Linked DNA regions of Homo sapiens: all the other regions are linked to region 2. A link is a contact called in ENCODE Hi-C or POLR2A ChIA-PET data. All regions are on one chromosome and are shown on one strand. Each heading gives the region's core, a stretch centred on a gene start or an enhancer-like site at or near the end of the contact. The rest is flanking DNA. Distances are from core to core; before and after follow the strand shown. Region 1 holds the start of LINC00856 (long intergenic non-protein coding RNA 856). Region 2 overlaps LOC105378379 (a long non-coding RNA gene). Region 3 has its middle 82 kb from the start of LINC00595.

The links. A loop is a pair of places that touch in the nucleus more often than their neighbours do. ChIA-PET counts read pairs that join two places held with the same protein, here RNA polymerase II (POLR2A). Pooled maps may share reads with other maps.
Region 1: a loop to region 2 is called in a map of CD4-positive, alpha-beta T cell, with 2.8 times the contacts of the local background. The contact joins the promoter of LINC00856 here to the enhancer-like site in region 2. A Hi-C loop is called at or near these places in 2 of 168 maps with a recorded cell type or tissue (CD4-positive, alpha-beta T cell and naive thymus-derived CD4-positive, alpha-beta T cell) and 8 of 50 pooled maps.
Region 3: a map of DLD1 shows a loop between it and region 2 (3-fold over the local background). The contact joins two enhancer-like sites. A Hi-C loop is called at or near these places in 1 of 168 maps with a recorded cell type or tissue (DLD1). POLR2A ChIA-PET finds 5 or more read pairs at or near these places in 1 of 52 experiments (WTC11).

What each region holds. Positions count from the first base shown.
Region 1 is chr10:78,247,284-78,250,047 of GRCh38, reverse strand. It overlaps LINC00856 (long intergenic non-protein coding RNA 856), which reads right to left and starts at 1,423. Exons shown (of 2, transcript NR_038985.1): 1 at 978-1,423.
Region 2 is chr10:78,655,624-78,658,323 of GRCh38, reverse strand. The region is part of intron 3 of LOC105378379 (a long non-coding RNA gene); the gene reads left to right. Among named protein-coding and RNA genes, the nearest start is that of LINC00595, 390 kb to the right of the region's middle. Within about 2 kb of position 1,404, at least 4 of the 41 ENCODE cell types and tissues checked have a DNase peak (open chromatin) inside an H3K27ac peak, as active enhancers do.
Region 3 is chr10:78,347,924-78,350,623 of GRCh38, reverse strand. No RefSeq gene overlaps it. Among named protein-coding and RNA genes, the nearest start is that of LINC00595, 82 kb to the right of the region's middle. Within about 2 kb of position 1,328, at least 3 of the 41 ENCODE cell types and tissues checked have a DNase peak (open chromatin) inside an H3K27ac peak, as active enhancers do.

The sequences.
Region 1 (2,764 bases), core at 174-2,673, 410 kb after region 2:
GCTGGATAATTCTGTTTTTAGAGGCCTGGACTGTGCACTGTAAGTTGTTTCAGCAGAGTCCTTGGCCTCTGCACGTTAGATGCCAGCAGGACTCCCTCCTCGAAATAAGAACCAAAAATGTCCCCTGGGGGGCAAAATTGCCCCCCAGCTGGGAATGACTAATATAAACCAATATTCTTGGCTAGTGCCACTAATTGAAAGAGAGAAGCCAAATTTAATCTGCATATGCAGTGGGCAAGGGGGAATCTGAGCCCTAAAAACCAGGAGGGGCTGAGAGGAAGAAGGTGTGAAAGTCGGGGCCACCCACTGAGCTCTCAGATGACTACCAAGTGCACCCTCCAGTTTGTCTCTTGGGTTGTAAGGCATGAGGGCGATTGTGCTGACTTTAACATACAGAATAGGGTAGGTGGGAATGAAGGGGGTGATGGCAGCGTCCAGGAGAGAGAGGTGGACCCAAGACCAGACACCAAGGCAGGACAAAAACAGCCCAGGAGTGGGTCTGAGAACAGATTGGGCAGCAGAAATCCCCACGCAGTTCCCGAACAAGGAATCTTTTGACAGGTGGCCTTGCAACACCGACCCTCTCTTGTCTCCACTTTGAAGCCTGCCCTGTGCAATGTGGCCTCACACCCAGGAGGCCCTCAGATCAAGGTGGTCTTGGCAGATCCTCTAGGAGGGATTAGACCGTGACATTACAGCTACATGACGGCCTCGTTCTTATTACACACACACTCGCCCTGTCTAAGCTTGCGAACTCTGATTTGTTTATTTCTGAAAAACTGTCTCCACGAAGACACCAAGCTGGGCTGCGAGAGATAGCACTGACTCAGCCATTTCCCCATCCTCAGCATAAAAGGATCTAAAAAGAATAATTTAAGCTTCTCTGGAATGAGATCATTTAATGAATCTTCTTGATGCTAAGAGGTTTTATATGCCTTTTTAAAAACCCTTCCCCAAGCACGGAGCTATGATATTACCTTGGAGAGCAGAGAGATGAAGTGATACACGTATGCACAGCACACAGGAGGAAGGAGGTGGTTTCCTTGGCAACAACATCCATGTTCTGGCTTCCCTCGGCTAAATTGGAATATATTGAAATATCTGCTTTGGGCGCCTCTTTTGCGAAGGGAAATGAGTGGTTTTCTATTCAGGCACTCTCAGAACCGCGAGCCAGCAGCTGGGGAGCGATGTTCTGTGAGTTCGATGCATCTGAATGGGGCAAGGCCGTTAGCAAGCTGGCAGAAGTCCCCAGCATTCCTTTGCAAAACCAAACCATCGTTTCCTCAGCCAAGGGAAAATGAAAGCAGCGAACACATGAGGTTCGACTGGCCGGACAGATAGGCTAGGACTCTGTCTCACGCAGTCTTTCTATGGCTACTGCTCTGTAGCTTTCCAAACATACCCAGCTCGATAGATCAGACTCCAAAAGCCTACTCACGATGCGCTTAAAATGGGGAGTGGCTGTAAGAAAAATATAGACCTATCGAAAAAAGGTCCTCAAATCTGATCTGCTCAAAATCCTTGACAATAGGGAGGCAGCTATGCCCCTAAAACACAGTGCCTGGCACCGAGGAGTATGTTAACATCATGTTTGTGGAATTGGACTTGGACTCAGGCAGACCTCGGTTTTGGCCCTGGCTTCACTATTAACATTCCACATGACATTGCACATGTTCCATAAACCCTCTGGCCTCAGTTTCCTCCTCTCTAAAGCAGAGACAAGCATCCCTTCCTATAGAATTGTGAAGATTAAATGGGGTGACCTGTAAAATGCCTAGCATGAAGGCGGCATTCCATTATGGTTACTTTTCCCCACCAAGAAACAAGAAGCATTCTGTTTCTTTCAGATAGGTGAAATTTACAGAAAAGAACAGTGTCTTAGGGAGAGCAGGAACAACCTCACCCAAGGAGCCAAACTCCTTTCCATTTTTATTTTCAGGGTGCTTTTGGAGAGCTGAGACAGCCTAGGTTGGGAAGTGTCTGGATCAGGATGTCAGAAGGGCCAACTCAGTCATAACCACAGAACCAGCCACAAGCCTCAGGGGAAATGGGACAAGGAGACAGCGAGGGTCTGAGGTCTTGGCAGGCCAGTGGCAGGTAGCACCACAGAGACCAATGGGAGCATCAGCCATCAGCTGGGGCCAAGGAGGGGATGCTGAAAGGGCAGGGAGGTGAGGTCTGCTGGGGAGGAGGACCAGCCCCACACATCAGGGACACAGTCTTTATAACCGGCTCTCTATTTAAAGACCCTCACATAAGATTGTACACTATGTTTTGTTGCAATAGCTCATACCTGTCACTCCTAAGAAGGTCTTTCATAAGACTCAGTTAAAATAGTTGCTTCAATGTAAACACATCAGGACCAAGGATTTCCCATTAGAAGCACAGACTTTAATTCCTAGACTGTCATTCTTTCTAAGAAGTCTTATGAACACAAAAAGGCATTTCAGTTCTATGTCTAATATTTATTTGTGTGCCTTTGGGGGAAAAAAAATATTTTCTAAGCCTTGTACTTGTGCTGTACACAATAACCGCCCTTTCCTAAAGTCACAGGACAGCAGTGAGAGTAAAATTAAAAGGCGGGCAGCATAGTGAGTGGGAACACACCATCTGTGTCTTTATATCATATGATTTTATGTATTCTGACCATCTGTGAAAGAGAGGTTTGCTACTTGGCTGAAGAATGTACAAGCTCAGGCCCTTTCCCCCTGGGAAGGTAAAAAAAAAAAAAAAAAAAAAAAAAGAAGAATAAAAATTACAATAA
Region 2 (2,700 bases), core at 155-2,654:
CAGGTAAGGTTTCAGACAGATTCCTGAAACTATTTTTAAGAAGAAGCTACTCTAGTAGTAAATGCTAAGTGAGTGTGTCTCCAGTGGGCAGGTCCTGGGATTGGCCTCCAAATGTGACAAGGAGACTTCAAGAGGCTATCAGGGGACATGGTGTTACAGTTAACATAAGCAGTACAGTGTTAGAGGATCTTGAAAGGCCCGGGCCTCCTCACTTCTATGGTGACACCAGAGAAGGCAACCAGGTTTAGACATCTCAGAGATCAAATGGTTCTATAATCACCCCCAAAAGGTGGCTAGAATGTTTTCTTCCAACCTGGAAAGTAAAATCCTAAATTCAGAAAAGACACCCCCCCCACCCCCCACCCCCACCCAGAGGCATCAGAACAGAAGGCTTGGGATGGGCTGTAGATGTCATCTGGACCATGTCTAATGTTCCAGGTGAGGAAACTGAGGAAGGAGGACTTGCAAGAGGACACACAGAGAGTTAGTAGCAGGGCTGGTTCTGAAACCCGACAAGCTGGAGAGAGTCAACCCCTGGAGATTGAGCTCTCTGAACACCAGCCAGTAGGGGGAGCTCCGTCTCACGGGTGGTGCTCAGTGTCTCCTGGCAGGGGACAGAGTGCCCTGGTTAGAAAGTGGGTTGAAGGCGCATCTGTAAATCCAAGGCTGACAGAGGAGGCCCTGTTGTCCTATATTTCTCCTCTGTAAAAGCCCCTGCCCACCCACCCCAACGAGTTCCTCCTGGGTCCCTGGGAACCATGAAAATTGTCCTGTCCAAGTTGAAGGCATAGAAGTGCCTCCTGAAACTTGTGAGTTTGTTACTCTCGGCTGGAACAATGATGGAGCATTACCTGTCTAAGCACTCTCAGGGAGAGCATTGGCAGAGTGGCTTCCGGGTTACGGGGAGGTGGAATTCAGAGTGGGCATAGGAGGGCATTTTTAACCAGAGAAACGTGTCCATTCACCTTTGCAGACATTTACTGAGCACCTACTATGTGCCGGGCACAGGACTTTCACCATCCCAGACAGCTAATCAATGCCACGGCGGACAACCTTCCTTCTGAATGTCAGCCGCCCAATCCTGGGCTTTGTGCTGGCTCTCTTTCTTCCTCACTCTCTTTCTTTCTTTCTTAAGCCACCAACAAAACTCTGACCTCTCCCCACACACACAATGCAGGCAGTCACTCATGCATTAACAACCACCAGGCCCCAAAGGTCGTTTCTATGACAACCCCGGGGTCCTTAATGACCCTGGCAGGCCAATGATTTTGTTTTGTTTGAGAGTGAAGGAATAATAAGTCAGTCCAACTCGCTCGGGCGCTCGCCTCTCTCCCCGTCGCCCCCCTCCGCCGCCTCCGCTGATATACTGTTCATTATCTGGCTGCTGCATCAGCTCCAGAGACGGGGCGGCAGCCAGCTCTGAAAGACAAGAGCCTGGCTGCAGACAAAGAGCTGTAAAGGACCGAGTGTGCCCTGCATCCAGGGCTGCCCGGGGTTCATTAATTCCATTGCCCGCTAGAAAGGAGAGTGGGAGCAAGGGCCCTGGGGTCCTTGGTTCCTAGAGTCCAATGGCACCAGCATGAACCCCAAATCACCGTGCAACTCTTCAGAAAGAAGCGTGTGTAGGGCCCTGTTGGGAGACCTCTCTACCCAGGAGGTGTGCCCAACTCGCCGCCAGCCAGCACAGCTCCCGAAGGCGAGACGTATCATTTTAATGATGGGTTGAACAAGGCAATTAATGTGCAGCCCCACCAGCTTCCATATGGATCATCAGTAACTCGGGAGGCTGGGCCTGATCACCCAGACAAAGGAGGGCAGCATGGCGTCCCAGCTGATTCCCGTCCACTGGCTCCGGTGGGGCGTTGCCCTCTGGGTTCTCCAGTTCCGGATTTCTGGTTCTACCCTGAGAAACTTCCTGGGGAGGAAGCTTTCATTGTCTTCTGATCTTGGGGCAAATAGGCCTCCAGCTTGTCACATTAATTTTCAAACGCGATGTTCGGCAGCGTGGGATTTTGCTAGCAGACACTTGGAATTATTTTTGTTGTGTGTGCACAACTGAAATCCCCTAGAATAAGTCATTATCCTCTTTAAAAAAAAAAAAAATCAGCTCCTACTGGCTGCCTGGTGGCCCAATCAGCTGACTCATTTTCCATCTTTCCCTGAAGTAATTAGCGTTTTCATTTTTCCCAACCTGCCTATTAGATAAACTCCAGGATCCCATTCAGTGGAAGCACATTTTTGTGAGTTGACTTGCCTCAGCCTCTCCCCAAGAAACAAAAGAAGAAATCTGGAGAAAGGCACAAAGAGATGTGTGATTTAGGCTCCTGTTCTCTGACATGGACTGTTTATTAATCAAGGAGATCGATAAAGGGGGGTGTGCTGTGGCCAGGGTAGGGGGGCACCGTGGGTGGACACCAGCATCAGCTGTTGACCCTAGCACAATAATGGAAAAGGGTATTTGGTCATTCAGTAAACAGTTACTGAGCACAAACCCTGGGGTGCAGAAACACAGTGCTGCTTTTAACAGTGGCAGCACCCGCTCATCCCATGCCCTCTCTAGGGTTCATTTCTCCTCTGTTGAGTGAGGGGCTGGCTCTAGATGAGAAGTGGAAAACTCTGGGGTTGCATGGGCCAGGAGACAGTGTCAATGGGGGTGTGCAGTGGGCCTGGGCATGAGGACTTGGGCAGGCTGGAGGGCAT
Region 3 (2,700 bases), core at 79-2,578, 310 kb after region 2:
CTTCTCTACTTCTCCCCCAAATCCTCCTGGTTGTTAGGAAAATAATTGAGGGCACCATCTGACTCCCATCTGAGGGCTGGGGCTGGGTCAGGGAACTGATGGCCTCTCCTGGCAGTGATGGAGGGGCTGGAGGCAGAGAGGGTGAGAAATGCAATTTCACAGATGAGTTTAAGGTGTGATGGGGGAGGGGCTGTGGGGCAGAGGGGAGAGGGGATGCCTTGTCACAGGAGGAAGGAGCAATTAGTGTGGATTGTGGCAGAGGGTTATAGCAGCCTCTGGCTGCTCCACAGAGCCTGCAGGAAATTGAACTCTCTTGCCCATGGGTTTCTACAGAGGGTTAGTTCTTTCTTAGGGGAATGGCTTTTCCCCCTACTGATTCTCCCTGTCCTTTAAAATTCAGCTCACTTCCCCCAGGAAGCATTCCTTGACACCCCTCAAGGCTGAGCTACAAACCCCTCCTCACCTACAGTCTCCAGATATTCATCCACCTCAGCCCTTATTGCATAGTGTTGGAATTGCATGCACACATGCGTGTGTGTGCTTATGCATGCATGCATATATGCATTTGTGTGTGTTTGTGTATGTGCGTGTTGATGTGTATGCTTTGGTTCCTCACTGGACATGGGCTGCTTGAGGGGAAGCACCAGATCCATGCCATTTCTGTATCCCAAGAAAAAACCTCAACCTGTGAAGGCTGAACAAGTGAATGAAAAAACTCAAGGGGGAAACTAACAAATGAACTGTCTTCAGGACACCACTTGGAGGACAGGGACCAGCTCTAAGATGATCTGTCCACCCCCACTAGCGCCTAGCTTTTCTGAGGGTAGGGATTTTGTCCAGATCCAACACCTCTGGGAGCCCACTGTATAGAGCAAGCTTTCCCAACCCCAGCACTGTTCACATCTTGGGGCAGATTGTTCTTTGCTGTGGAGACGGATTCCGTGCTTTGTAGAATGTGTAGCAGCATCCCCAGCCTCTACGCATTAGATGCCAGTAGTAGCCACTGCCTCCCAGCTGTGACAATCAAAAATGTCTCCAGACATTGCCAAATGTCCCCTGGTGGGTAAGGTTGGGGGGGCACAAAATAGACCCTGGTTGAGAACCACAGGTGAGAGTATACCTGGCACAGAGTCAGCACCACCTAATATTGTCAACTAAGTGACTGACCTTTCACAGAGTGGAGCCATCTCTGGCTTGCCCAGAATGCCTGCCAACCCAGGACTCTGGCACCTGGGTCAGGACTGAAATGCCAGAGGAGCGTGAGGGCAGAACTTTCAGTCCCCATCCGCAAGATCAGCAGCCAGCACTGCGCAAAGATAGGTTGTGGAATCTGTGCTCACTGCTTTGAGAGAGTTGCCAACCTCCCCCGGCAGGCAGGAGCCACCTTTAACACACTCCAGCCCAGGCCTGAGATGGTAAGGATGGCACTTCCTGCTCCATCACTCAGCATTCACACACCTAACAGAGACTGACTCCAATTCCTGAACAGAGAATAACTACCCCCGTGGCTCCTCTGTGGAGCCTATTTCTCCAACGGTGCCTGAGGTAACACCCGGCTCTCAGGTGAGCTCAGCCAAACTAGGCCAAGTCTTTTGGCATTTTTCCAAAATGCCTCCCTCTGAGATTGATGTGTAATTGTTGTCTCAAGAAGAGGCTACCAAAATCTCCAGCCCCTAAGCCACAGTGGATGGTAAGGAATGGAACTTGGAGGCTCTCCACTTGGTGGGAGAATTGAGAAATTTCGTGTGTGTGCACATGTGTGTGTGTGTGCATCCCATTTACCTTTTCTGAGAGGGTATGAGACTGAGACCAGAGGCTGAAGGCTGCCAGGACAATGTCCCAGGAGTTGGGGGTGGTGAGGAGACAGTTATGACTTGGCTGAGGCAGACAATTGCAGAAGTACAAAGTAGAAGCTGGGCATATTTTCAGAAATTGGACCACCCATCAAGAAAAGTGGAGAATGAGAAGAGCCCAGAGGGCTGAAGGGCCTTCTTATGCAGTCCCTGCACCAATCAGCATCAGCATGCCGGGCACTCTTACCGGAACCAGGAATGCAGGAACAACAATGGTGATCATTACAGGGCTGAGCCTGAGAGGCCATCTAAGGACTCATTCAACTGAATCCACTGGTGTTTTTCCAGCAACTACATTGTCAGCATCTCAAGGGCAGAGACCAGACACCTCACATTATGTTATCTCCCACAGTGCTTTGCATATGCTACAGACAGTGATAAGCGTTTCTGGATCCATGCTTGATGGTTAAGACACCTGATGCACATTTACTTAGAAAAGTGGGCTTTTGGATACAGTTGGACCCCTTTGGCTTTCTGGCTTCAGGCCAGGTATACCTGCGGATTGCTGGGAGACAAGAACCAAGAGGCAGTTCTGACCATTCTTCCATTCAAAAAATAATCCTGAGAACCTTCTGGGCGACCTGGACCCCCTGCCATGTACATCCACCCACAACAGGGAGCTGGGGATACATGATAATAACAGAGAGAGGTTCCCTTCCTCTGTGGTGCTGAACGACTCCCAGAGTGCTAGGGACACAGCCACTACTTGGGAGGGAGTGTGGATGGAAGGGGTGTACACATGTCAGGAAGGCACCAGCTGGACTAGCTGGAGGGCCCTGCCACAGCAATCCTTCTAGCTAGAATCGCAATATACACCCATCCCTCCCACTTCAGCTCACTAAAATAG